7 separate regions of the Mus musculus genome follow, and all the other regions are linked to region 2. Evidence: chromatin loops called from intact Hi-C (ENCODE). Cell type or tissue: heart. All regions are shown on one strand. Region 1 has its middle 10 kb from the start of Gm33315. Region 2 has its middle 45 kb from the start of BB123696. Region 3 has its middle 62 kb from the start of Syk. Region 4 has its middle 2.3 kb from the start of Nfil3. Region 5 overlaps Auh (AU RNA binding protein/enoyl-coenzyme A hydratase). Region 6 overlaps Gm33315 (a long non-coding RNA gene). Region 7 holds the start of Auh (AU RNA binding protein/enoyl-coenzyme A hydratase).

Evidence for each region. Hi-C counts contacts between places; a loop is a spot of excess contacts. Peaks named below come from ENCODE experiments on the same cell type or tissue, not always from the same donor. Only the 100,000 strongest peaks of a DNase experiment are listed, where the experiment ranks them.
Region 1: a loop joins it to region 2, with 2.0 times the contacts of the local background. A loop is called at or near these places in 8 of 42 quality-filtered maps.
Region 3: a loop joins it to region 2, with 2.3 times the contacts of the local background. A loop is called at or near these places in 12 of 42 quality-filtered maps.
Region 4: it touches region 2 in a loop (9-fold over the local background); 40 of 42 quality-filtered maps call a loop at or near these places.
Region 5: a loop joins it to region 2, with 2.7 times the contacts of the local background. A loop is called at or near these places in 3 of 42 quality-filtered maps.
Region 6: it touches region 2 in a loop (2.8-fold over the local background); 4 of 42 quality-filtered maps call a loop at or near these places.
Region 7: a loop joins it to region 2, with 2.8 times the contacts of the local background. A loop is called at or near these places in 5 of 42 quality-filtered maps.

What each region holds. Positions count from the first base shown.
Region 1 is chr13:52,816,904-52,820,903 of GRCm38, reverse strand. No RefSeq gene overlaps it. Among named protein-coding and RNA genes, the nearest start is that of Gm33315, 10 kb to the left of the region's middle. In heart, no CTCF peak of the experiment used is centred here; a DNase peak (open chromatin) is centred at 1,933; H3K27ac peaks cover 3,477 bases.
Region 2 is chr13:52,710,351-52,714,350 of GRCm38, reverse strand. No RefSeq gene overlaps it. Among named protein-coding and RNA genes, the nearest start is that of BB123696, 45 kb to the left of the region's middle. In heart, a CTCF peak has its summit at 2,202 (motif pointing left); a DNase peak (open chromatin) is centred at 2,180; H3K27ac peaks cover 485 bases; H3K27me3 peaks cover 2,101 bases.
Region 3 is chr13:52,656,859-52,660,858 of GRCm38, reverse strand. No RefSeq gene overlaps it. Among named protein-coding and RNA genes, the nearest start is that of Syk, 62 kb to the right of the region's middle. In heart, a CTCF peak has its summit at 2,241 (motif pointing left); no DNase peak of the experiment used is centred here; H3K27me3 peaks cover 1,090 bases.
Region 4 is chr13:52,981,312-52,985,311 of GRCm38, reverse strand. It overlaps a transcript of Nfil3 not described here. Among named protein-coding and RNA genes, the nearest start is that of Nfil3, 2.3 kb to the right of the region's middle. In heart, a CTCF peak has its summit at 2,304 (motif pointing right); DNase peaks (open chromatin) are centred at 2,321 and 3,231; H3K4me3 peaks cover 1,885 bases; H3K27ac peaks cover 1,207 bases.
Region 5 is chr13:52,889,692-52,893,691 of GRCm38, reverse strand. All of the region lies in intron 4 of Auh (AU RNA binding protein/enoyl-coenzyme A hydratase), which reads left to right. Among named protein-coding and RNA genes, the nearest start is that of Auh, 38 kb to the left of the region's middle. In heart, a CTCF peak has its summit at 1,619; DNase peaks (open chromatin) are centred at 721 and 1,541.
Region 6 is chr13:52,830,914-52,834,913 of GRCm38, reverse strand. It overlaps Gm33315 (a long non-coding RNA gene), which reads right to left. Exons shown (of 5, transcript XR_003950688.1): 1 at 3,914-4,000; 2 at 2,053-2,282. Among named protein-coding and RNA genes, the nearest start is that of Gm33315, 3.6 kb to the right of the region's middle. In heart, a CTCF peak has its summit at 1,500 (motif pointing left); no DNase peak of the experiment used is centred here; H3K27ac peaks cover 1,244 bases.
Region 7 is chr13:52,927,079-52,931,078 of GRCm38, reverse strand. Auh (AU RNA binding protein/enoyl-coenzyme A hydratase) reads left to right here and starts at 1,402. Exons shown (of 10, transcript NM_016709.2): 1 at 1,402-1,624. The coding sequence starts at 1,438. In heart, a CTCF peak has its summit at 1,535; DNase peaks (open chromatin) are centred at 1,508 and 1,598; H3K4me3 peaks cover 1,809 bases; H3K27ac peaks cover 1,745 bases.

The DNA of each region.
Region 1 (4,000 bases), 110 kb before region 2:
CTCTGAGTGATACACGCATTTCTCTGTTCACCTCTGTGATCAGTGTGTTCAAGTTCTCCAGTGGGCAGCTTTCGAACCCCAGGGAAGCCCTTGACTTGTCTGGTATCATTCCTGTTGCTACCAAGAGAAAAGTCTTTGACACACACACTCGCTGTCTGACACACACACTCGCTGTCTCCCGGTGGTTCAAGAGTGGTTCCAGAGTTTTTGCAAAGTTCTGATTTACCTGGCTGTAGGCAGTTTTATGTGTTCTCTCCAATGTCAGTGTTACTTATTATAAGCTCTTTGTGTGTGTGTGGGGGGGGGATGGGGGGGAGAAGGGGAGCCTGGAGAGAAGTTCTGGGACTTTCAGGGCAAGATGATCTGACCCAGCAAGTGAACTTCTGCTAATACCATGGCCTGTTTCCTAAATAAACTTCTGAGGAAGAGAACTCAAGGCTTCCTTTCTTCTGAACTGTTTGCATACCCTAAAGCTATGTGATGTGGGAAGTGCCCACGTCCCCTTTCCAGAGGCGGTGTCTTACCTCGAAGAACATGCTTTGTGCTAATCGGATTGGTTCTTTGGCTTGCTCTGGCCAAGGCTGGGTGGGGTTTGCAGGTGGAGAAGCAAGACCCTGCAATCCCAAAGGCCCTGGCTGCTTCCTGCCTCCTCCAGAGGGTTGCCCACTTCTCTCAGCTTCACAGCAAGTGAACACCGAGGGTTCCTACCTGCCTGGTACGTTGACCTGGCCCCACTGACAGCTAGTAATGGGGTTACACACTGACTTTTGAACCACCCTCTAGAGAGTTGCATTCTGGCTTCTCATAGCTGAAATGTTTGGCTGGAGAGTGAGGACAGCAAATATCCTTAGCTGAGGCTGACTATGTGCACCCACAGTGACCTATGAACTGGCTGCTCTGAAAGACCAGTGACAAATATCAAGCTGCTTCCAGGAACGAAAGCCCACTCGAGAAGTCATGTGCTTTTGGCAAAGACAAGCTCCACAGAGGACCCCAAAGCCCTTGGGCTTTCACCTGAGAATGACTCTTGTCCTGGCTTCCCCAAGAAGGGTGCATGCATGTGTGGTGCGTGCATGCATGTGTGTGTTATATGATGGGTGTGTGCATGCTCATGGATGTGTGCATGTGTGTGTGTTATGTGTATATAATGTGTACATGTGATAATGATGGGTGTGTGCATGCTCATGTATGTGTGCGTGTGAGTGGTGTGTGTGTGTGTAAGTGATGTGTTGTGTGTTTTGAGTGGTGTGTGTATGTGATGTGTACATGTTTGCATATGTGTGTTTGGAGCGTGTGGAATGTATGGCACGTGTGTGCCCACACAGGTGTGAATTGTGTACTGAGAGTGTGCATAATTTCCCTTCACAACTGTTTTGGAAAACAGGGCCAACACAACAACTAGAGGCTCCAGCATGGTGGTTCCTTGCTCAAGGGATCTTGTAATCACATGACTAACAGGAGGGGTTCTGGAGATGGCACGGGAGGCCAGTGATTGCCTGGTGGTGGCAAACTCCAGGGTTTCGAGACACCAGTGTCATGTCCTTGTTGCCTAAGGAGCCACTCGCAGGGATGGGTTTATTATCTGGGCTGTAAAGTCTTAAATGCCCAGCAGCAGCAGCAATTTAGTATATATACAGTCTTGTGTGTGTTAGCTTTCTAACCTGGAGGAGAAACACGGCATCATAGATGCAGGTTTTTCAAGAGGTGGACAGAGGTAAGTTTAGTGGAAGCTAAAAATGACCTAGACCTGTGGCCAGATGGGCAGGCCTGCCAGGCACTGAGATGTCCCACCCCCTACCATGCCCTCTCACCCGCATGCTACCTGCCCCCAGCCTGAAGAGCCCCACCTCTCAGGGGGACAGTCTGATTCTTCTAATGTTACCCATATGTCAGATTGCTGCCCTCCTGCTGTGTTTCAGGCCCTGCTGCCTTTCCAGAGAAGAGCATGAGTCACCACAGGGGCCAGAGAGGGAGGGAGGGGCCCCGGTCACCGGAAAAATAGAGTGGAGCAAGAGCCTTTTTATAGCTTTCTGAGTAGGCTTTCCTTTCCATAGGTTAATTTTTATCTGAACAACCCAGATAAGGTTGGATGGCCTTTTTACAAGAAAACTATTTAAATACAAGGGATTGTTTGGACAGCTTTTTAAAAGGCCAAGGGCATTTTCTTGCTTGCTTGTCTGTGTGTGTGTCTGTGTGTGTGTGTTTCAGTTTATAAATAGCATACATTGATAGTTAATGGCAATTTTCAATGCCATGTTTTAATGTAATTCCTTCAGCACTAACTTTGGAGCCCCCCAAACACAAAATTGTTCTTATCCCAAGGGACTGAAACCTTGCGAAGGTCAAGGGTTGCTAGCGCAGACCCTTTGAGACCCTGCCCTGTGTTCCAAACAGATGGTGATTTTTCACATCGAATGCTATTCTGGTGTACTGACTTAGGAAAATTATCTTAAAATAGACTTGAATGAGCAGAGCCTGCAAGAATAAGCTGTCAGCTTCTTTTTTACTCCTGGAAGGGGCGGGGGAGGGGGCAGGGAACAAAGCTGTCAGCGATTTCCACAAGTTGAGGAATCTGTGTACTTTCTTATTTTAGAGAAAGCTTTTTTTAGTGGGACTGTAATTGAGTCCCCTTACGTCGTTGGGTGTCAACAAATTACCATCTGTTCTGGAGATACTCAGTTGTGAAGCCCAGCCTTGCCAAATACCAAGGAGCAACTGCTCGCCACTGCGAGTGAGCTGGCTGAGCATCTGGACCATGGGAGTGTGGGCAAGCATCCAGCCTCCTTTACTCAGGTGTTCTGTGAGTTCTGGAACCTGAACTCTGCTAGCCCAGGACAGCCCAACCTTAGGGTCCTTGGGCAAGGAGAGGTTGACAGAGCCTGGAGCATCTTCACAGAGCATCATGTTGAGCAAGAAGCTAGATTTGGAGATGCTGGGCACACCGAAGCGAGAGGCGACCTCAGCCGAGTGGGTGGGGCCCTAGGCGAGTGAGTTCAATACATTGAGTTGCCATGGGGCAACATGCTGGATTTGGAGGGGATGCCAAAGTGCTCAGCTTTCTCCGAAAGGTGGTACCATCCCGCTCTTCAGATTCCAGGAACCAATCAGTCTTGGGTTGAAAATGGTTCTACCTATAGCAACACTGTAGACTTGGCCCATCACGTCTTCCTTAGATAGAATAGAGCATCTGTTTGCTCAGCATTCATACCCTCTGAAGTACTACAGGCCATCCGAATATGAGTTACGGCCTCCAGGAGGCTCCGCACAGGCTGCACATGCAAGGAGCTCGCACGCAATGATTTCTATACCTACAGACATGGTAAAGCCCGTTCTCCAGCAACACCGAGAGACATCTCAACTTGTTGCAGATTTTGCAGCAGTCAGGATGATGTGTGACAGGAACGGAGGGCAGGGGTCCTCGGCCTAGTGTGTGAACAGGGTTCTCTGTGACATGATCTCAGCATGCTGAAGGGGCTGTAAGAAGGAAAAGCTGAGCCGTGACCTCCTCTTCTTGGAGACGGGCCTCTCGAATATGGGACTCAGGAGTGGCTCTCCCGAGTGGGGACTAGGCACACCTAGTGCCCAGATTTGGTCCCCTTTGAAGGCTAAACTGTGACCATCCCAAGCTCCCCTGCCTCTTAGTTAGCTCTGTGCCTTCAAGTGAAAGAGGGTGGCCCAGGCTTTCTTAAACTGGAAGGGAGTTGAGTGGCTTGTAGGTGCCTAAGCTGAGTCCTGTAGCATGCACCTGAACCCAGGGAATGCACTGGACTCTATGTGCATAGAGAAGCCCCGGCCAGTGACGTTCTCAAAGCAGAATGCTCTCCTATAGGACATCAGATTCTGTTTTCATGTGACTTTGATTTTTTTCCCCTGTTCTAACCCCTGCCCCACCCCCATGTTCTATCAAATTAAAGGAAGTGGCCATGTGTGCTGCACGCATAGGTGCACACACTCCTGGCCTGGGCAGAATGACATCTCTGAGGACACAAAGGAAGCAGAG
Region 2 (4,000 bases):
ACCTTATCCCTTCCTTGGGTCTATGGCCCATGGTGGGTACTGTAGTGCCATAAACAAAAAGCAACCTGCCCTGCTGGATGCTGGACATAAATTGGTAGTCCAGCCGTAGTGTTGTCTTACCTCCTTGAAGGCAGAGGAGGCATCTTATTGACCAGCAAGGAGGAGATGAGGAAAGGCCTTGGAGCTTCGGTATCACATTGAGGAGTGGCATGTGTGTGTGTGCTGTGGTCCTGTGTGTGTATGGTACATGGAATATGAACATATGTCTGAGATGTCTGTGTGTAACATGCATGTGAGTGGGTAGAAGAGTATGCAGTGTATGAGTGCATGTATGTGGGCATGGTTTTCAGAGATGTGGGTGTGTATGTGTGTGCTTATGATGTGTGTGTGATGCGTATTTGTATGTGGATGAGTATGTGTTTGTGTATGATGTGGGTATGTATAATGTGTACATGTGTATATGATGTGTTCATGTATGTAAATGATGAGTATGGTATGTATGTGTATGATGGATATGTGTGTGTATGTGTGTGCATGTATGATGTGTATGTGTGTGTATGATGTGTATGTGTGTGTATGATGTGAATGTGTGATGTGTATATGTGTGATTTGTATGTATATGTGTATGATGTGTATGTGTGTGTTGGCTTTGTCTCATCAGACCTGAGCCTTGGCCCTCATATAAGGCCAGGTTCTCCTGTGGCTCTGCAAAGTCCTGGGGAGGAAGGTGTGTCTTGTTACAGGGAGCTGAGCTGCTGGTTCTGTGGAGCAGATGTGTTGACTCCAGCAGGAAGCAGAGGAAAGGGACAAGAAGAAGACACAGCTTGACAACAAGCAAGACACACCTGTCTTGCACTTGGGTGTGCACAGGCTGGATCTTCAGCCTGCATTCGATGACACCAGCAGCCCATCCAGACTACCAACTCAGAAGCCTTGCCTGTACCTATTTTCATATGCTGCTGCCTACATACTCACATGCCAGCCGCATGTACATGAAGACACTCGCAGGTACACTCTCTCATAATTTACCCCCACACATATACCCACTCACTCACGACCGTGACTATACCCTGTAGGCACACACAGCTCACACGTGCACATACACATCACAGGCAGTCACAGCCCTGACAGGTCCACTCACTACCTGCACATACATCAGGTATGCACACATACCCACAGCCCCACAGCACATATATTCACAACAGTGGCACTCCACACCCGCAAACAGGACATGTGTTCCTATAGCCACGAACGCACATCTCCGTCAGCACGCTCTGCTTCTGTGACCTGGGCCTGAGGTTTGAGAATGTTTCCAACTTGGCCAGACTTCAATGGGACAGCACTTTCCAGTCTGAGGAGCAGGCAGTGAAGTGGGGACCAAGGGTGACATCCCAGGGACTGCATGATAATTAGAACCTGGTCACCCTGTGGAGAGTTCTGCCTTTAGAGACTTAGGCCTGTGTATGTATATGATGTATATGGGATCATAGCCTTGAATCATTTGGCCATGGTCCCTCTCCTCAGGGGCCATTTCCATACCCCACCCTCACCCCCATTCCCAGTCGTAGGATCCTTAACTGTTCTCTCCACAAGTGTCCTCTGCTTCTGAAAGTCCTAACTACCAGACTGGAGGCAGTCAGTCACCCAGTGGCTATGTCACTAGGCTGCCTTTGAACCTCATTGGAGGTCTCTCTTTAACTTGCCATTCTGTAGGACTTGTGTCCTATTCTTGAATGTTCTGGCCCTCAATGTCCGCAGCACTGTCCTGGGCCATTGCGTCTGTGTGGGAAGGTGGATTACCAGTGACATCCTCAGAGAATGCCCAAGAGGCTCCTCAGTAAACAACCTGCCTACCTCCTCAGGGTTAGCCTAAGCTGGACCATTTTATGGCCCTGAAACCAGACACCATTCTTTTGCTGCATCCCATAGGAGCCAGAAGAAGACAACGTGGAAATCAAGTTGTGTGTGTTTGCCTAAACCCACTTAACTCCCCTCTGCGGCTGTGAACCCTGAGCCTGGGATGGGACCCGTGAGTGGGAAGCTCTCTCCCAGCCTGGCTTGAATCAAGACTGCCAGCAACAGGCAACAGAACCTACTGGCTGTGGTAAAGGGCTCATGTTCAGTGTTGTCACCCCGGTGCCCTAGTCAAAAAAGAAAGGACTCCAGCTGTGGCCTGTGCTATGTCTGATGACTGCCCCCTAGTGTCCGTTTCTGAAATGAGTGCAAAGCTGGAAGAAGGATGCTGTTACTACTTAGAGAGGGCTCTGCCTAAGGAAAGAACTGAAAAGGACAGGATGACAGGACTTAAGAGACATTCCCGGGCCTACTGAGCTGGAGGACAGCCTTGGGAGCAAAGTATGCCCCATGAGCATCAGCCAGGAAGTTAGAACTCTCACATGCACACTCCTGTGGACTGGCCCCAGGTCCGTGCTGTTTGGTAGGGAGTTCTGCCTGGCAGGCAGTTGTGCCTTCAGGGCACATGGCTGACATTTGTTGCCGCTTACAGCCACCTGCCGGTCTGCAGTGCATCCTGGGTAAATTATTAACAGGCCTCTTCCTAGAGAGCTTCCCTAGAGGTAGATAGAGGCAGCCAGGCAAAATACCTATGTGGGCTGAGACCGGGACCTGCTAGCCCCTGGTGTGGGGCAAAAAGACAACAGCCTTCCTGTGGCCCTGCTGATAATTATCCACACACGGATCAGTGTGGGATGGAATCCTTAAAAACTTAAGTTATGGGCAGACTTGACATTGTTCTTGTACAGGCATGGGCTGGGATTGGAGAGGGACCGTTGTAAACCGGAGACAGGGATTAATCCTGTATCAGACAGTAGAAAGATGACCCACAATATTCTCAAAAGTGCAATCTGACCTCGGGGAGGGAAGGGCAGTGGGGCTGGAGTGGATTCTGGGTGGCTTTCCAGTCTGAAAGAGAACTTCACAGAAGGGAATCAGTCCCTGAGACAGAGATAAACAACAGGGGAACTGAGGTGAGCCTGCAGGAATAGCAGGTGCGGACAGACAGAGGCCATCAGGAAGTCCAGCCACCTTTACTCCTGAGAGACCCAAGGTGCCCATGATGCAGGACAGAAAGATGTGAAAACCTGTAGGGATACTTGTAGGGATAAAATCCACTGGGGGATCCCTCTCCAGCTGGACACACAATTCCAACACAATCAGTATTTACCATGAAGGTTGCCAACACAAGCGATCTTTGGTACAGAGACATCTTCAGGTACTGATAAGGTAGCAATAAGGTAGGTTCTGGGTCTGAATGTTGGCGGCCTGGGCAGGGCCTCTCCCCCTGGGTGTGTTTTGGAAGTCACTAGACTGAGATATCCTACCTCTCTGTAATTCTGTGATCTTGGGCCCTCTCAGCTGAGCCCTGTCAGGTTTCCCAGACATCCTCTACAGACAGCAGATTCAAAGCCACTGGAATCCTATTCATGGGTGAAGACAGTAGCATGGAACCTTGGCTTGGAGTTGAGGCCCCTAAAAGATTAAGGGGTGTCCATAGGCTGCCCTGGGTGACAGCACGCTGCTATGCCTCTCTCTGTCACTGCTGCCTCGGACATCTTCAGCTACACTTGAGGTCAGGTGGGAGAGGAGGGGCGGCCATGCTTTGGAAGAGGCAGAGAACACCTTAGCAGGAGACCTCATACCCCAAGATGGAAGCAGAAAAGGAAGGCATGCCTTTGGCCGCCCCTCTTAGGTAGGTACTTTAAAACAGGTAACACATAGCTCACTGCAGGTTCAATGTGTGATGCCTCGGTGACTTTGTATGGGCAGGGGCGCCAGGTCTGCCTTCTTTGGGGTTAGATGGAATAGATGCTCCTCCCTTCAGGCCTAAGGGCCAGACCTTCAGACTACAGGAACGTGTCTTTTGCAAGGCCAGCAGAGGCCTGGCATTGACCACAGACTGGAAGTAAGCTTGGAGCAGTAGCCAGAGTACAACAGACCAAAGGCAACCCCTGTCCACCTGGGATAGATTCTTTCACATTTG
Region 3 (4,000 bases), 53 kb after region 2:
TTTAAAGCAAATGATACATATGCCTTGTTCCAGGTTGGGGGCATAGAAGAGTGCATAACTTAAGATTGCAGCTATGCATTAGCTTCGGTTGTAAAAGCTGATTACATGGGAAATCCTAGGCAAGCAAGCTTGGTTATTACAGTGTTCTCTTAGAGGCAGACTAAACAAACAGTTTGAGTCCACAGTAGGATAGCAGCCTTAAGTCTTAAGTGACCTCAAGGTGCATTATTAACTCTGGCTGTGAGGTCCAGCAGAAGTTCCAGTCTTGTAGAATATAAGAGATAATTTTATTATAGTGCATCGCCGTAGTCCTTGACTTTGTGTGCAAGGCATGGTAATGTTGCGATGCATTGTGGGTCCTCCTGTGCTGCAGGCAGACTCCTTACCACCTCCTTTGCGATAACCTACTTTATTTTCTCTTGGGACATTAAAGCAGACACCGACAGTAACTCACTTTTAACTCAGAATTATGAAGGATCCCAAAGGGGTCAGATCAAGTCTTCATATCCACTTCCGTGCAGCCGAGTTCTTGCTCTGTGCTGGAACTATCTCCTTCCCTCTGGCACTAAGATTTCAAGCCAAGCAGAGCATTCAGTCAGAAGAATGGGGAAAAAAGAAAGATGTTGCCAACGTGCCACTAGGGATTCCAGTGAGTGGCACCATCCCATGTCCACTCTTTGATCTCTGATCTGGGATCCCTAGGGTTTTAATCTCGGATGTCTCCCATGGGAATTCCCAGTATTGATCCCAGGTGGTGGTACTGTTGAGAGGGGACATGGAGCTTTTAGGAGGAGGCGGGGTCCAGCTGGGAGAATCAGGTTGTGGGGGTGGGCCTTTGAAGCTCATGGCGGCCTCTGGGCCAGTGCTTTCTTTATCTTCCCACGATGGGAACAGGATTCTCCATCTGTTTTGTCTCTTGGTGACTGAGCTTCTCTTCCCTCCATGGGCCCTTCATGGACCACTGCCCCCAAACCGGGAGCCACGAGAGAGACAGCTCCAGACAGATGATGTTAATTCAGGATATCTAAGTCCCAAGGAGAATCTCCGGGGTAGTCATGATTATTCAAAGCACTGAATAGTAAGCTTGGCTTCCTGGCAATGTGCTCAGGTTAGCCCCCTTCTCCCTCCTGGCACCATCATTAGGCCCTGATCGCAGTTAGCAAAAGGAAGAGCCTGTGCAAACAGACACATTTCTGCACCACCCAAGCCCTGTCGATCTTTCTGGCATTTCTCAGATATTTTCTTGGTTGTGTCAGGAGGATTGCTCATCGTTGGTTTTGACTCATGTCTCAAAATCAAGGAGAGACATTAGCTGTCCCTGTCTTGCGGTTTTTCTCAACACAGCTAGCATGCCTGGGCGTGAGAAGGTACTGGGACGGGGAGAAGGACCAGGTGGAGGCAGGGCAGAGCCTGGAGCCAGGGTCTTCACCTATGCCCATCCGAAAGCATCTCAAATGTGCACAATGCTACGCCCTTGCCTGGAAAGCACAGGCTGGGCTTGAATAGCTTCTCCCTGGCTCCCGGATGCTGTAAGCAGGAATCTTCTAGTCTGGAATAACTCATGAGTCAGTCACAGTTTGGTTTTCAAACCGCTCTCCCTTGGTCAAAATCCCAGGTTATCTGAGTGCCATTAGCAAGGCTGAGCATTCGTGTCGTCCTTGAAACCACTGGCTTCCTGGGAAAGGTCCCGAGGTTCCAGTAATCAAGAGACACTGGAGCAGAGACCAACAGGCTTCTCGCTTAGTCTGCACCCCACCGTTGCCAATCAAAGCCACCAAGATGACTCTATTTTGATGTCAAACTAGCAGACATGATTTTGTGCAAAGTGGACTCTCCTCCCCAACCCCCTTTTGAGACAGGGTCCAGTCAGGCCTTGCGTTGATTATGTAGCAGAGCAGCAAGCGAACACACCCGCTTTTACTCAGTACTCAGACTAAAGCACACTAGGCAAGCTGTCTGTCGACTGAGCCACCCGCCACCTAGGCTCCGAGTAGATTTTTAAAAGAGTAAATAAAGAGATCCGTTTAAATTCCCACTCAGCAGTACTTTGATGTCCAAGATTAGAAATTGCTTCCTTGTATATTATTTCTGCACCTGCTGGAATGTGATTCCTGCCGTGTATCCACTTGGCAGCGCTGACTCTTGTTAAAACAGGTACTTTGTTAAGGAGGAAGCAGCTCTTTCCTGCCTGTGGCCCCCGTGGCAGTCCTGTCCGAGGATCTGCTGCCACCTACTGGACACATGAAGAGTAGCACTGACAGGCGAATCCCCAAAAGTTGCACTGACTTTCTGAGTTGGTGATTGATAAGAGGGGGGTCTTGTCCAGCATAGAGAGGGGCCCACTGGCCAGGCACGTTCATCTTTGTGTTAGGGGCTTGGTGATATGATAGACCCTCCCTTCCTGCTCTTGTCTTCCTCTTCTTCCTCCCATATCCTCTGACCTCCTGGTAATGCTTGTGTTTATTTAACATGGTCCGGGCTAAAAGATATGAACCAGAAGAGCCAACGGCCACCTTCTGGACATTGCTTCATGATCATCTGTGTGACCTACCCTACTTCAGGATGTCCTTATCTGTGTGACCCATCCCCCAGGTATACCCCATGACACGTGCAGGAGGGCTGGCCGAAGGCTGGGTTGGTGTTACAGGGACGGCATATTCCAGGGCTGAGATTCATATGATGGGCCCTGGAAATCCTGGTGCAAGTCAGGGAACCCAGGGCTGAGCATTGAACTTGGAATCCTGCTGCTGTGTGATGCCTTCTGAGGGGTTCACAGTACGGATTGCCAAGAAAACACCCTGAACTGGTGGCCGAGGTACTTCTCGAGTGTGGGCTCAGAGCTGGTGCTGGGTAGTCTGGTGACTGGCTGTGAACAGACAGACAGATACTAGGGCAGGGTATGGGGACACTTGGAGCAGTCCTGAGGACATTGTCACATTAATGCCCACCCCCCCTCACACACACACTGTTACAACCGTTGCTGACTAGACAGTTAAAGGGAAATTCGTATGGCTTTCTCCAAGCTGAGGGAGGGGCTCTGAGAACGGGGGCCCAGTTGCTCTCACTAATTGTTGGCATGGCCAAGAGCGGCTGGGACTTTGTGAGACATCACCTCGGCTCTCAGCTTCCACTCCTCAGAGGAATGCCCCTTTAGAGTTAGAACAAGTCTCCACTAGACCAGGGCACAGCCAGCCGAGCCTGGCTTCACAAAACGGCTTGGGTCTTCTGGTGCTGTGGAAAACTTCCCCAGGGTTTCCCCTACATCGCGCTTGTCCCCTCTCTTCCGTCTCTTTCTGTATATCTGTGTGTACATCATTAATGTTGTCTCCCTTGTTCTCCCTTCTTCCCCTTTCCTTGTTCTGTCATTTCTCTCACACACATACACATATGTGTGTGTCTGTATGTGTGTCTGTGTGTGTCTGTGTGTGTATGTGTGTCTATATGTATGTCTGGATGTGTCTGTGTGTGTCTGTATGTGTGTCTGTGTGTTTATTTGTGTGTCTCTGTGTCTGTGTGTGTGTCTGAATGTGTCTCTATGTTTGTTCTGTGTCTCTATGTGTGCCTGTGTATGTGTCTGTATGTGTCTCTGTGTGTGTCTGTGCATCTGTATGAGTGTCTGTGTATGTCTGTATGTGTCTGCATGTGTATCTGTGTGTGTCTGTGTGTCTGTATGTGTGTCTGTGTATGTGTCTGTGTGTCTGTATGTGTGTCTGTGTGTGTCTGAATGTGTGTCTGTGTGTGTATGTGTGTCTGTGTGTCTATCTGTGTGTGTGTGTGTGTGTGTGTGTGTGTGTGTGTGTGTATCAATCTCTGTGTGTGTCTCCAGAGATCCCCTAGTCCCTCTGGGGAAGGCTGACAATGACGATAATGTTCATCTTTGTTCTTCAAAGTGTACCCCACCCCCACCCCGAGTGCAGAGATGGCTCTGTTCCTGGGGTTTTTGAGAGACCAGGCAGTTAGGAGATAGGACCCCTGGGTGATTATTTGTGTGGGAACCAGA
Region 4 (4,000 bases), 270 kb before region 2:
ATGGATGAAGGAACTGCACAGCAAGAGCCTGGCAGGAGAGGAGGGGGTGGGGCTAGGGGACAGCAGCGATCTCTAAACTTCCTACTCCAGCTTGAAAGGAGCCAATGCCTGGTGGGATGAAGGAGTCCAAAAGTCAAAGCTGAAGTCCCATCCTAGACTGCCGGCCCCTACTGTGAAATCTAGGAGCTGTCTGCTCTTCTGCTCTGCAGATTGTAATTAAAAGATACAGGATGGAGCAGAGCAGTGGGAGCATCCGCCCACTTTTAAGCCCAGCGCTCAGGAGGCAGAGGCAGGCAGAGCTCTGTGAGTTCAAGGCCAGGCCAGTTTACAGAGCTAATGCCAGGACAGCCAAGACTACACAGAGAAACCCTGTCTTAAAAAAAAAAAAAAAAAAAAAGACATGAGATGGGGCTAAAGAAGTGGCTTACCAATTAAGGGTACTGACTGCTCTTCCAGGGGACCTGGGTTTTAATTATCAGACCCACATGGCAGCTCACAAGCAGCTGTAACTCCAGTCCCAGGGGATTGAATGTCCTCTTATGGCTTCTGTAGGCACCAGGCACACATGTGGTGCATGAACATACATGCAGACAATAATATGCACTCATGCATAAAATAAAAATAAATAAATCTTTTAAAAATTAAAGACAAATAAGAGGTACTAGATGGTCAATAAGCACAGTACAGTGGTAGGTAGTGAGTGCTCCCATTGGCCATGGCCACCAAATAAGGGGTGGGGTCATCAAAGGGTGCATAGCGAATGAAACATTTCCACAGAGAAATTCAGACATCTGGTATACAGAGCAGAGAGAGTGAGAGCTGTAGGCTTGGCTTGTCATTAGCCTGTGACTGTCCTTCCAGCCATATCCACAGGACTTCATTTTTCCATCTCTAGATTCCATCCAGATAAGTCCTAGACCAATTCATTCATTCTTTCAGCCAGTCATTTGACCATTCATTCATTCATTCATTCATGCATTCAGCCATTTATCCAGTCAATCAGTCATAAACAGTCTCACATGGCAGAGGCTGATGTTACAACTGAAAATGACTGAATGTCTGATCCTGCTGCCTGCACCTCCTGGGTGCTCGGATGACAGACGTGTACTACCAAGTCTGTTTCATCTCCTTCTGGGAATTGGACCCAGGCGTCTGCGCATGCTAGGCAAGCACTTTACCAACTGAGCTACAATTAGTAAAGTGTTTTATTTATTTTAAAATACATTACATTTATTTATCTTTTATTTATGATGTGTTGTATGTGTGCGTCCACTCAAACCTACACCATAGTGCACATACGGAGGTTATGGGGACAGCTTTAATGTCTCAGTTACCCCCTTCCACCAGAGCTCAAACTCAGGTGTCAGGCTTGGTGGCAAGTGCCTTTCTCCACTAAGCCATCACTTTTAAAGAAAATTAATTCCTTGCCAACATCGAAAAGCAGGATATTTCTCACACTCATATACATACATAACACACACACGAGGTATTTTTAATGTCACCTTTTGAAAACTTGGAGCCACAGTCCCCCTGATCTGGTATTGTAACAGTGAAGGCATTTTCTCTTCGTGACAGAGTCCAAGGGTGGCTCACCTCCTGAACCCCCATAAAATACTAGGTGTATGTATCAAGGCCCAAGCCAAGAGCTTCTGGACACTGGGCTGAAGTCGTGTAACCAGGCTTAGACCTGAGTTCGATGCCGGGCGCTGTGAAAGAAAAAACCCTCGGGTTGCGTACATCAGCGTACTCTCGACCCTCCAGCTGGACACGCCCTGAAATTTTTCTCAGAGAGAGCCACATCCTCCACCTGCTCTCAGCTTACACCTCTTATATTGGCTGCTCAAAGTGTGCTACAGCAGTGTATAAACACAAAGCGATTCTTAAATGCTTTCTGGTCTAGATCATCTCTCTTTGGCTCCTGCATCCAAACCCAATTCCCGCTCTGAAACAAACCAGCCACTTAGAGTAAGAACGTTTTGAGTTTGGTTGCGAAGGTAGGATACCGATAAAGCACTTGCTTAGCACGTAGCAGTCCAGGGTTCAAGCCCCAGCACTTCCGCAAAAAACTCGTTTGAAAGTCATACTTCAATTAAAGTCCTCCACCATCTCCCTATTCGGGAGACCCTACTTACAGCCTGTTCAGTAATCAGCACACTGGAGACTTGGGGGAAATTCTCCCACCCCAGGGTTATGTTTCAATTTTCTTCTAGTTCAATTAATTGCAAGCACTTGCCCACTAGGTGGACCCCCAGGGTGTAACACCGGACGCATCATCACCCGGGTCCTGGAGACCGAGCCTCCATCACCTTGTTGAGCTGTTTTTAAGCACCAGGGGGCGCGAATGAGTTGTTTTCCAAGTTGATATCAGAGACATCTTTCACACTTCCTCTGATTTCCAAGTTAGATGACAATGACGGAAGCATAAATGTGGTGGAGGCGCAATGTAAACTGCCCCCGGGAATGAAGACAGGCATCAGATTTCAAAATTCAGTATAAAGAACAGCTTCGTGGGTCACAGCAGTCCGTTCTTCCGCTGTCAGCCTTGGGTGAGTCAGGCAAGTTCAATTTTTTTTTTTTTTTTTTTTTTTTTTTTTTTTTTTTTTTTGTGAAAACGCTATTCCCCGATTCTACCTACTTAGGGATCCTATGACATCAGTAAATTCGAGAAAAGTGGAACCGATTAACCAAATCAAGATTCGTTTACATCAAGGTAGTTAGTTCTTCGGAAAAAAACAAAACAAAAAACAAAAAAAAATCCAAACAAACAAAGTGTAAAGGGGGGAGGGGGTGTTCCCTGAACTGATCAGCACCCGTGAAAGGAGATTTATCCTCTATTGCGTATCTGTGCTATGGGGGCTTTATTGGTTAAGGGGTATTTTACCAGCTAGACTCCATCATTATTGCCCTGTGAAGGCGTCCAAAAGTCCAACGGTGAATGGCATTTAAATCACCACTGGATGTGCCTCGGAGATTATTTGTGGAGTTACTACTGTGTGTCTTGAGTAAATGGAAAGAGATCCACTTGGTGAGATGTTCCGGGTGGGGGTCCCGCACACTCACTCTTTATTTTGGGGTTTGCTTTCTTTGAAAAATGAGAAAGGAGGGGGTTGAGTGAGGGAATCATTCGAGCCCAGGTCCCACAGTCCGAGCTCAAGGACCTTGCCACCTGCCACATTCCGTATTTGGGCAAGCGCGTGCGTCACTGTCAGGAATATGGCTCCCTTTGCCAAGGCCGGCTATAATCTTACGTGTCTGTAAACGCGGGGAGTGTTTGCCACGTTCCTTTACAATAGCCAACCCGATGACTGACTTAAGAACATGCCACCAGATGCTCTGTCTCCCATTTCCTTATGTCTTTTGTACATCCCAGGAATTGGGGAAAGGGGGGTGGGGTGGGGGCTGGCTGGCGTGTTCACTGAGAACCGAAAGGAGAGGAGAACTACCAGTTCAAGATGCTTGGGGAATGCCCTCCGTGGCTTGCTCTAGCCCGAGCACCGAAAGCGGGTAGGTTTCCCAGCCGGGGACACCGAGGCCGCGGACTCTCAGGTCCTCGGAGACAGCCGCCACCTCTCCACGTGGTCGGGGACACAGACCAACCGGGTCTAGCTTGGTTTCCCAACCGTGTTACGCAACAACTTTGTAGGGGTCGTCTTCGCCCTAATTGTGTCGGGAGCGCTGTTTGTGTTACCGTTGCGGCGCTGCCCGGGAGAGGAGCGGGACATTTCAGTAGCCCGGCTGCCGCGCCCCTTTCCCGGTCTCAGAGGGGACCGTGGGCACAAGGAGGCCAAGGTCCCCGCCACGCCCGTGTCCCCATAGCCCTCACCCGGGGTTCTATTGGCAACAGGTAGCCCGGCCCTCTGTGGCTCTCCGGGAAACAAACAAACAAAAAAAGGTGCTGGCACCACGGAGCGAGCGCAGCGACCCGGAGGGCGCGGCCGGCAATGGGCAAAAGGGTCCTGGGCTCCTCTTAGGCGTGCCTCGGGTTGCTCCGCGGTGCGTC
Region 5 (4,000 bases), 180 kb before region 2:
TCTGAATGTCCTCTGGCTTATTTTGTCAGCAGGTAGTTTCCCCTCCATCTTCCGAGGGTAAACATCAATGCAATCTCTTATTTTATGTCCCAGTACAGCCTGGAAACTAGGATGGGTCCTGTGTACAGGTGTGTGGGATGGGTCCTGTGTACAGGTGTGTGGGATGGGTCCTGTGTACAGGTGTGTGGGGATGGGTCCTGTGTACAGGTGTGTGGGATGGGTCCTGTGTACAGCTGTGTGGGATGGGTCCTGTGTACAGCTGTGTGGGATGGGTCCTGTGTACAGCTGTGTGGGATGGGTCCTGTGTACAGCTGTGTGGGATGGGTCCTGTGTACAGCTGTGTGGGATGGGTCCTGTGTACAGCTGTGTGGGATGGGTCCTGTGTACAGCTGTGTGGGATGGGTCCTGTGTACAGGTGTATGGGAATGGGTCCTGTGTACAGGTGTGTGGGTTGGGTCCTGTGTGCAGGTGTGTAGAGGTAGAACTGGCCCTCAGGAGGTGGCTGTTAACAGTATTCCCCTCCATGAGGAGCACCAGAGCCTTCCAAGCTGCCTCACTTTATTTGAATTTTAACCTGGTGTTAGCATTTAGTTGTCATAGGGGTTTGACTAAGGTGGTTGAGACTTTCAGTCTTGGATCTGGCATCTCTCCCTTGAGGGTGGTGGTGTTTCTCTGTGGCATGCCTGCTGGCATCCAGCAGCACCCTGTGTGGCAGTCCTGGGCCAGCCTCCAGCAGAGCCTACCCAGCCTGCCAGCTTTGCTCAGGGACCACTGTGTTCTGTTCTTGTGGTTTCTTCAGAAGTTAGAGAAAAGGGAGAAAGCATCTTAGTCAAAAGTGCAATTCTAACTGGACCTAGAGATAACTAGGGATTTATTGTGATTTTGTTAATAACGATTTCATTTCTATTCTTGATTTTTATATTCAGATTTTTCATCATAACATATATGGACCTTTCTGTTAAATTAATGACTTTGCTGTTTTGTAGCACAGTACTAGATTTTTTTTTAATTGTTTAAAATTACAGTTTATTTTTCATTTGTGTGAGGGTCACGGTGTTAATTCTCTGCTTCCACCACGTGGGTCCCAAGAGTGAAGCTTAGATACTCAGCGCTGGCTGCAAGCACCTTTACCCACCGAGTCATCTGGCTGACACAGGATGCAGGCCTCTAAGCAGAACCTAGGGTGAAAGTCACATAACCAGCACCAGCCTCCTCCTCACAATCAGATTGTCGGCCTTTCTCGAGGCTTACAATTAGCCTCTGCCTGAGGAGCAGAGAGTAGGCACAACACGTCCAGTACAGTGCTGACTCCAGCCTCGCCGGGCCTGGGTGTGCTATGGGCTCTGAGGTCCATCACCCACCGTGCCTTTTCTTCTCAAAATAGCTCCACTCTTTAATTATTGCTTTAATTATATTTTTAGGAGCATTTCAAAAGGATTATTATCTTCCTTGTCATACCTGGCTCACTTCCTGGAATGAAACTCAAAATAGTATCTGATCCCACTGTTGCGTAACACACTGAGTCACGGTTTCTCGCTGTAGCCGTGGCCCTGGCATTTCATTTCCTGCCTCAAGACCTTTGTAGGCATTTGCAGCTGCCCTCTGGCTGTTCTCTCAGGCCTCTGTACCGATAGTCTGCCTTTCCAAGGGCATATGGCTTTAGAATTTATAGTATTGTAAAATATTGACTAGATTAAGCTGTTCTAATTAAATAATTTTTTCAGTAGGAAACACTATAGCCAGCTTTCTGCCATGCTGGTTTCTGTTACTGTTTGGAAGTCCCAGGCACAGTGTGGGCACAGTTACTCTCCCCTTGCCCTGTTTGGTTGCCATACTGTGCTCTATGTTTCTCAGAAGTTACAATGTTAAACTTGTTGTATTCCCTTTGGAAACATTAATTCCTCAAAACTTAAACGTCAGATTTTTAAAAAATACTTTTTGATGATGCCACAATGTTTGATCATCACTGGAAAAGGTTACTACTGTTTGTACCAGATTCTGTGTCTGAGGTCAATGTCTCTGCTCCTGCCCCCAAGCCAGACTCCTGGTCAGTCATTGTACCTTGCTAATCCAGTCAGCCTGTTTCTTACCCATTTCTTTCATTGGTGGTTGGGGGTTATACTCACTAACTGACAACACATTTCACTTGTCTGGTTTTGTGTGTGACGGTCTGGCTGTGCAGATGTCTGCCTTAGCCTCAGATCAGTGCCAGCACCATATCACCCATAACTCCTGCTACAGGGAGCTTAGACACCTCTGGCCTCTGCAGGCAACTACACTCTTGTGACCATACACCCCCTCCCCCTATACACACACACACTAAACATTTTTAAAAGTATTCACTAGTGAACAGTTTACAAATATTAATAGGACAGATTTCATTGTCAGTTTGTCATAAAAAAAAAAAAAAGATGACCCCTTCCTAGAAATTTTATGAAAGAGAGTGTTTTCTGCAAGCCAGGGCGTAGAAGTGAGGCTGGCTATTTCATACATAACAGCACAGGCTCATTTCTTGGCCTCTTGTAAAGTCTACGAAGCTCCTGAAAGTTACCGAGTTCCCACAGTTGCTCTGCTGATTGTCTGGAAGGCTTGGGAGGAGGGGCTGTCACACAGGCCACTGAGCGAGGGGAGCTTGGGTCTCAAAGGACCCAAGGGATTAAAATGCCATCCAGCACACTGAGGAATAGCAGACAGTCACTTCTCCAACAAGGAAAGGTTAATAGTACAAGGGTATTTGGCGAATTTCACCTGCAAACCAGAAAAAGGAAGGGCAAGGGTGGATTACAGCGGGCAATCCTGAGGTTACCTAGAGCGCCTGCTAGGGTATGAGGGTGCTGTGACTTGAACTCAGGTTCCCAGGAGGAGCAGCGTGTGCTCTTACCTGTCAGCCATCTCTCCAGCCAGCATATAATATGTTCCAACTCCTCCCCATCCCCCTCTTTCCCTCTCAGCTTCATGTGTGCTCCCCACTTAAGCGCACAGCTAGGACCACCTACTGCAACAGGCTTTCAGAGCCCATATCCCTGAAGGACTGCTCCTCCCCCACCCGTGCTCATGTGTGCAGTGTCCCTGTCATGTCCAGCCAGGGTTTAGCCGCAGACATCCGTGACCTCTGGCTTACAGTTTTTCTGCCACTTTTTCCACTGTGACTCCTGAGCTTTGGGGCTGCGACATAGATGCCTTATTATGAGTCTCATTCTCTACACATTGACCAGCTGCGGGTCTCTCTGTTAATCTTCACCTACTGCAGAATGAAGTTCCACCGAGGAAGGCCGAGAGGTGTACTGGTCTTTGGATATAGCGACCAGAGTGTAGGGGCCACTTCTTTATTAAGGCCGTTTAGCAGGGCAGCAGCAGGGGCCTCTCCCCTATGGACTATGACCATATGTCTTAGGCCCAGTGAGCAGTACCTGGCATGCATTCTCTTGTGGGGTCGGCTTCATCCAGTCAGAGAGTGGCTGTTTACTACAGCAGCATCCATGCCCCAGTCGTTATGCCAGGCAGGTTGTTATTGGAGCTCTCAGGCTTCAATCCTGGGTAAGATTGTGGATATATGTGTTAGATTAGAATACCCATACAAGTCAGTATACTGGGGAAAGGGCTGTGGTGTGGGCTTCAAGGGATGGGGTTAGAAATCAGGCGGTAGGAAGAAGAAAGGGAAGTGGGCAGGGGATTGGGGGGGGGGGGAGCCAAGGGCACTACAGTGACCTTTGAAAATGCCATATGGATACCTGCTACTGTCGAAACTTCCAGAAACACTCTCTTGTAGGCTCTGTGACTACCACCCCTCCCCACATCTACTTCTGGTCAGAATCCCAGAGCTAGCGAAGATGTAGTCAAAGCGTTTGTACACCAGCTTTCTTTGGTACTGGGGTCCTGGTCTCTGCCCTTTATGGCTGGTGGCATTGTGTGTTTCTTTGAGCAGATGTCTTGTCTTGAGTTGCATTCTAAGCACCAGAGGACCAGGAGTTCCAAACTGCTGCATAGATTGTCCAGTCTT
Region 6 (4,000 bases), 120 kb before region 2:
TTTGAGAATCCGCGTCTTGCCCCTTGCCCAACATTTCAGAACAGATTTCAGAGTAAAGTCTCTTTGCTGACCCTGCCGAGGAACCATGTGACACGGTCCCAGAACAGGGGTGAAGGGTCAGCCCATCAGTGGTTCTGCTTGGCTTCAAGCCACAGTGTCTTCGGCAGAGGTGTCCCGGGCTGGGCCTGGCTGTGCTTTCACAGAGCTTGATGCTTGCTGAAGACTGCAGTGGGCTTCCTGTCCCGCCACACACATGCATCCTGCATTCCCTTCCCTCCTACCACACACATGCATCCTGCATGCCCCTCCCTGCTGCCCTGCCCTCACATCCTCACCCTGAGCCTGCTCTGCTGTTTGGGAGTGCACCGATGTGATTCTTAAATTTCTCAAGAGAGAACAATGGCACCAGCCACCACCTCTGCCACTGAGCTGCAGATCAGAATGTCTATCCGTCTATCTGCTAGCCCAGCTAACCAGCTGACCCCCCCCCACCCCCACCATCTGATGTCAGACTGCCACACCCTTGATCTTCAGCCTGAAACCTTGGCCAGGGGGGTGACTGTCCTTTAGACTTCCCAGGGTCATGTCCTGTCTGTCCACGACACGCTGAACATCTCACAGTTATTCTAACTGAGCTGGAAATGGTACTGGTAATGGAAGAGGATGAGGATTTGGGGACCAGGTCAGCAGTTGATGATTGGTCACCACTTGGTTTCCTAACAAGTTGTGAAGCGGAGAGCAAAGTCCTATAGCAACTTAAGACAGGGAGGCAGCAGGATCAGGTGCTGGTCCTTGGTGGGTTTGCCTTCCCTGGGTTTTCTTTTGCTGCCACCCCCGAGGCCAGCCATTGTGGAGGGCTGGCTTGGACTCATAGACCTTGCCACCCAGCATGGAGTATCTGTGTACAGTCATGGTCACATCTGTTCTTTTTGTTGTATTTTTCTGTTTTGAAACAGCCTCGTGTGGCCCAGGCTGGCTTCCAAGTTGGCTGTGTAGTCAAGGATGGCCTTAAACTTGTGATATTCCTGTCCCCACCTCTAGGTGCTGGAATTGCAAGCATGCACCATACCTGGTTTTCTGTAGCATTGGGGCTGAGTCCCAGGGCTTCATGTATGCCAGGCAAGAATACCACCAATCCAACTACAGCCCTAGCACTTGAAGTAGCCGAAACTGGTGGCTAGGTCTGTATGTGTGGGCTAAAGAAGGCAGTTACCCTCCAAGAGGCAAAAGCAAACAAAGCATTTCACTTCATCTCAGCAGGAGACCTGCTGGTTCTGATGGAGGAAACCTACAGACCACAGAGGCCCCTAGTGACTGCTGGAACACTCATACTTCTAGCACTTGAGAAGCACAGGCAGGAGAATCATGCTTTAAAGGCCAGCCTTGCTCTGCCTCCCAGTTAAAAGTTCCTGCAGAGGACCCAAGCCTGGTGTCCAGCACCTCGAATGAGGTGGCTCACAGCTGCCTCTGATTCCAGCTCCAGTGGGTTCGGTGCCCCCTACTGGCCACTGTGGGCACCTGCACACATGCTCATCCATGCATGCAGACACATAAATAGTACATGATTTAGACAGGGTTTCACAATGTAGCTCTGGCTGTCTTAAAGTTCCCTGTGTAGATCAGACTGGCCCCGAATTTTACAGAATTTGCCTGCCTCTGCCTCCCTAGTGATGGGGCTAAAGGCGTGGATTTTCATGTCAGTCCCATTTTGTGTGTGTGTGTGTGTGTGTGTGTGTGTGTGTGTGTGTGTGTGATTGTGCATATGTGGATGAGTGAGGGTTATGTACAGGTGTCAGTGCCTGTAGAGACATTGGCGCTCCCTGGAGCCTGGTTTACAGGCAGTTGTGACCGACCCAATGTGGGTGCTGGGAATTGAACTCCACAAGAGCAGCAAATGCTTGTCACCCCTGAGCCAAATCTCCAGCACAAAATAAATACCAAAAAAAAAAAAGTTATAGATTTTTTTGTGGTTATCTCTTTGATTTCAAGGATCATCTCAGATTTTTGTTTTCTACACTGAAAGATCTGTTTTCTCCACCAACCAAGACTTACCCCTTTATCAAATACAGCTTGTCCGGCAGGGTCATTTCCCCAGCAGCAATGGGAAGGATGCTTTTCAGCGGTGGGGGTGTCGGTTCTTGGATCCAGGGCTTGGAGGAAACACACCCTTTCAGATAGCTTGTTTGTGCTGGCTGTGGCCCTCTCCTTTGCTTGACCTTCATGTCCACTTGGATGGCATGACCTCCACTGACTCTCATTTGGAGTCCAAAGATCCTGACAGGCTGACATTTTAAAATAATAAGTCCATTATTTGTCTACCTGACCTAGTTAAATATTAACTGACGAGTATGTCTGGTTATTGGGCTTTATCGAAAAGCCAGTTGAGATTATTTTTTTTTCATACTATGTTAAAAATAACCATGGTACACGTGTCACAAAATGAAAATGCGTGAAAGTTGCTAGTTGATAATCTAAACAAATAAGAGCTATTTTATACTAATGAAGCAGGGTGCAGATTGCGATTAGGGAACAAGGAGAGTCACGTAAATCCTGTACTCAAAATATCTGTGTTTCAAGCCCTAAAATTCCTACAGACACCCAGCTCCGTCTTGTCCCAGCTCTCCCTTCTGGAACGTTCAAAGCCCGCCTCCCCTCCCTGCCGGAGGACAGCACTTGAGCCTCAGACAGTTGGCGGTTGGTGACCGTTTTCTAAATGTTCAGGGCAACAGGAAAGCCAGGGCCTGGTAGGGAAGATTGAGGAATCCAAAGAGAGTGCACACAGACACTATGGATGCACCACCCTGTCTCTCGCTTGTTCACATTTTGAGAAGGTGGATAGGAAGGTGGCCCTTCCTTGGCAAGTGACAGATCTCTGGGGACAACTGCTCATAGGAGCCAGCATGGTTGTTCTTTGTAAAACCCTAACATAAAAAAATGGCATTGGGCTGACAGTGTGGCCAAGTGGTGGAGGCAGGCCTGAGCACACGTGCAGCCCTGGGATCAACTCCCGGCACCACAAAATACAAGTGTTGATGTGGTGCCATAAGGGTATGTTGACATGCCTGTAGAGTATGTTTACGTGTTTAAGGGTATGTTGATAGGCTAGGGTGGCACATTGTCGTTCAGAGGACTGAATTAGGAACCTACCTGGTGATTTTCAGGCCCTGTGTGACTCTCCGTGACATTCAGTCAAGGGCTCACTCTAGCCTCCTATGGTACCCAGGGGAGACCAGCACATTGTCCCAACAAGTCAGGGATTGATCCCAGAACTGGCGACTCAGCACTTTTGTGCTTGCCGGCAGCCAGATGACATAACCGCACCAAAGCTTTGCTGGGTGTGCTGTCTACACAGGGAAGCATGTCCTTTGCCCTGATCTCATGACTTGGGGAGATAAAGGAGGTGTGCTTATCGGATGGTGACAGGCAGGCAGGCGTCAGAGCTGATACTCCCGGCCCCGTATACTGCCCATGTTCTTCTCACTCTAGTGTTAAACAAATCCCTCAGGAAAAGTATGTTATCCAGTTCTAGTTAAAGAAACTGGGTCAGGAGTGGAAGCTGAGTTAGGTGTCTGTGTGTAGGACCTTGGTGCTCACAGACAGCAGAGTACTCCGAGAGATGTGTGGACACCAAGGGTTAGTTGGCCTCTGCTGTGAAGCCCAGAGTAACCTGGCCTTACACCTCACCGATCCATCACTGGGACAAGTGTCAAGCCCGAGAACCACACTGCTCAAGAAGGGACCCCATCTGTGTTCACCACCATCTGGGCTCTTTTCATCATGGCTGACATGCCTCATCTCTCCACCCCGGTCATGCTGGATGCCGTGACCAGCCCCCCTCCCCCCTCCACCCAACCTGGGACAGGATTTTATTGTGTAGCTCTGGCTAGCTTTGAAATTACAGAGATCAACTCACCTCCGCTTCTCAAATGCTGGGATGAAAGGTGTGCATCTCCATGTCCAATCTTGTATCCGGTTCTTAATGCCCTAGTCATGGGGATGA
Region 7 (4,000 bases), 220 kb before region 2:
GCCACCATGCTGGCTGGCTTTCATCCTTAATCAAGTGCTCTCTCTCCCTACTCCCTCTTCCTCTTGCTCCTTTCTCCTCCCTTCTCCCCCCACCCCTATCTCTCCCACTAGTTGGCCTCCCTTTTACCCCGACACCTCCTTTCTGCCTAGAAATTTCAAAACTAAGTTGGAGAAACAGTAACAGTAACAATCTCAACGCTTAGCGAAAGGAACATTGCGATTAGAAAAAAAGACACAATGTAACTTTCAAGAGCAACAACCTCCCCAGCGAGCAGACACTCAGGATTCCACTGGCTCTCTTCCGTTTGGACCAAAGCCAGCAGGCAGAACACCGAAGGGACATGTGCTTCGGACGTTGAAGGTAATTATACAGAATCTCTTTTTCTTTCTTTTTAAAATAGTGATTTCTTTTTCTGGGCTTTAGTGGTCTGCCTGCTTGTTTGCGTGAGGGTGCCAGATCCTCTGGAACTTGATTTACAGACAACTTTGTGCTGCCATGCAGGTGTGGGGAATTGAACTTGGGGGTCCTCCGGAAGAGCAGCAAGTGCTCTTTACCACTGAGCCATCTCTCTAGTCCTTATACCGGAATTTATATGGCCAGAGTGTAATTTGCTTGTCTGGAAGGACAGGGAATACTCTAAGGAGACATTCTATCTCTTCCTTTAGATTCAGACTAGGAAGGCTCGCTCCTCAGGGAACTGGAAAACCTCCACTCCCAACCCCCCCCCCGCCCCCCCCCCCAGTGGAGAAGGAAAAGCTTAAATTTCTCACAGATAGTGCTGGGTCAAAGATGAAAGGGACCACACATTAACTTGGGCCTGGCTATGCATGATTTTGGTTCTCTACTTCAACTTGTGTGAGGCTTCTGTCTAAAGATAAGTTCCTCCTCTGACTGGTCCTAAACTTCCCCATCTTCACCTGGGATTCAGGGAAGAGAGGAGGGAGTCCCCACTGTTTTTTTTTTTTTTTTTTTCTTTTTGAGACAGGGTTTCTCTGTCTCTGTCAGACCAGGCTGGCCTCTGCCTCCCAAGTGCTGGGACTAAAGGTGTGTGCCACCACCGCCAGGTGGGAGTCCCCACTGTTAAAGACCTTGTGGATTTTAACAATCTGATGATACACAGAGGAGGGGAACAAGGGTCTGTCTTTCGAGTATCTTCCTTCCTTCCGGGATGGTCAGTCACAAGCCTACTATGGACCAAGTGCATGGAGGCAAGACCCTCTTGTCCTCTTCATTTAAGCGTTTCCACACTTTAAAGATGCCTCTCCTTCTCTGAGCTGGCAAAACATTAATGCTACCCGGGCGGCCGAGGTAAAGAGTGCCTGGGAGGGGCCAGACAACGAGGGGCGGGGCCAAAGCGACCGACGCCTGTCGTGTGCGTGCGCGGCTCCAAGCGGGGGGCGGAGCCTGGCCGCGGGCGCCCGCTGTAAACATACAACATGGCGGCGGCGGCTCCAGGCGCTCTGGGCGCCTTGAGAACGGTTGGCGTCCGCCTGGTGGCCGCGTGCTGCGCGCGGCTCGGCCCCGCGGCCTGGGCTAGGGGTACCGCCCCGAGGAGGGGCTACAGCTCGGAGGTGAAGACGGAGGATGAGTTGCGCGTGCGGCACCTGGAGGAGGAGAACCGAGGTGAGCTGCAGGCAAGCGCGGGCGAGGCCGCGGAGGTCTGCCCCGGCTGTCACTGCGTCCCCGAGGGTACGGTGGCCTTCCGGGTTCAGCCTGCTCAGTGATGATGCTCGCGCCTGGGGTCTCTCCAGCCAAGGTCAATGCGGAGCGTGTAGTACAGGGCCAGGGTTGCTTCTTGCTGTGTAATAGCTCCCTGCTACCCCAGGCGTCAGTGCGAGAGTTGTAGGAGCTGCAGCGGGGATGCCTTTTTATTACTCGAGAGAAGCTTAAATTAGAAGCATTCTTTTGCACATATTATCTCGGAGAGTTAGTTTTGGGGGGCTGTTGCACTTCACTTAAAGAATTTTGAACGCTTTTTAAATTTTTTGCCTTGCTGAGCTCCGTGGGGGGTAAATAATGAGGCTATTCATCTTGCCCTTGGGCTGATTACAGTGGGAGGAGACAGATATATTAGTGCATGGCAAAGGGTGGAAAGCTATGAAAAGGTAAGATGCAGAGGAATATTGAGTTTCCTTTAGTTGCAGTGTCGGCTTAACTATAGTGATTGAGAAGGTGGAAGAACGTATTGCCCAAGAAGGAAGAGAGGACCACTGAATGCATTTTGACATCCATTTATTGGATGCTGGAATCTGTTAAGAAGTGGAAAATAAGTCAGTATGGCTGTCTTTTTAGAAGCTCTCCTGTGTATTGAAGGTCAGATGACGCTTGCTTCAAGGCTTGTTGAGAACCCCGAAATGCCTGCAGGGTTTATCTCTCACTGTTATAACCTAGGCTGCCCTGGAAGTTAAGATCCCCAGATTTAAGAGTGCTGGGATCACAGGGCTGAACCACAGTGTCTACTCCAAGGCATTCTGTAGGCAACACGAGACTGACAGTTCTGACGCAAAGTTCCCTGTGCTCCACCCATCGAATATATCAAGCAGAATGATAGGCACTCCATGAGGTGGTTGTGGAGATGGGAAGGATACTGTGTATTGAGGGTTGAGCAGCCTCTGCAGGGCGCTCAGAAGTATGCGGAGTCATTTTGTTTCTTGCACGTTCAAGCCTTCTGAGACAGCGGAATGGTCAAAATGATGGAGATATTTATTTGGGAAATGACAGAAGACAAGTATGGTGTGACAGAGTTGTAGGAAGCTAAGCTGGGGCCTTAGAGGCCTGGAATCATTAAAGCCTTGGATGCCAGTCTTTTTGGGTAAGCTTAGTTTTGCTGGCGTTTCAGTTATGTTATATGCTCCGGGGGTGTGTTACTTATGAAGGGGTTGGGAGCGTTGTTAGCTGTATGTATATGCTTTAGTGGGTGTTCGTGTGTGTTTGTACGCACATTCACACAGAACTTCCTGGAAGTCTTTAAGTTGGGATGCGATTGGACTGCAGGGGAAGATACAGCCCTTGGAAGATTATTTAATATTTCGATAAACTGTAATGTTTATCTTGAAGGCAGATATCAGTAATTAGGACATCCTGGCCTAACGACTGACCCAGCATCCTTTTGAGGATTGGCAGAAGTGACGGTGCAGGCTTTGCTTTCTTTTTATGTCTGAGCCAACTTATAAGTAGTGCAGAGGAAGATGCGGGAGCCAGGGTACTGCAGATGGAGTCTCTGAAAGGTGGGTGGTACAGGGACACTGAATCAGATTGTCACTGGTTTAGTTACTAGTGGCTTGCCATGGACAGACAGACAGACAGACAGACAGACAGCAAACAGCATGGCAGGGACTCAGGAGAGTTCAAGCCTTGGCTCCAGAGACAGACAACATTGAGGGAGATCTGAAGAGTGGAATCAGGCCTTATGAAGCAGGAGTTGTGGTCTTTTACAGATGTTTGAGGACGGATAGGTGTAGTTTCTCAGCAGGATCGTCTGTGTGTGTGTGTGTGTGTGTGTGTGTGTGCGCGCGCGCGTCCATCAGTATCTCCTTTGATGTAAACTCACTTCTGGTGAGAAATCTGTTCTCAGCAGGGCGCGTGATGGTCTGTGAGAGGGAAGGGGCTGCTGTGGGTATCGTGGCCTGAGTGGGAGTGGATTTTGACATTACACTATCAATAGTCTCCTGGTGCTTCTGTCAGAGCGATGAGTCCACAATGTGACGCTCTCAGCCTTTCAGGACGGTGAGAACCCTCTGGGGGCAAAGAAGCACCAGGCTTCCTTGGTGAGGTTTAGGCTGGTGACTGGGGTAGGCTCAAAGCTTGCAGCTATTGTCAGGGCTGTGTTTGTGATTTGCAGCCCAGATCCTTGCAGAGAGCCACGTTTTGGGCTTGCAGAGGCCTCTCTTAGCCCTTCCCCCTGGTCTCCTGGCTGCAGCCACCCTGTTCCCATGTGACTCTTCACCTTGGTGAGCTGGGAGTCCTTTGCTTGCAGGTCTTCTCCACCCCTGCCACACA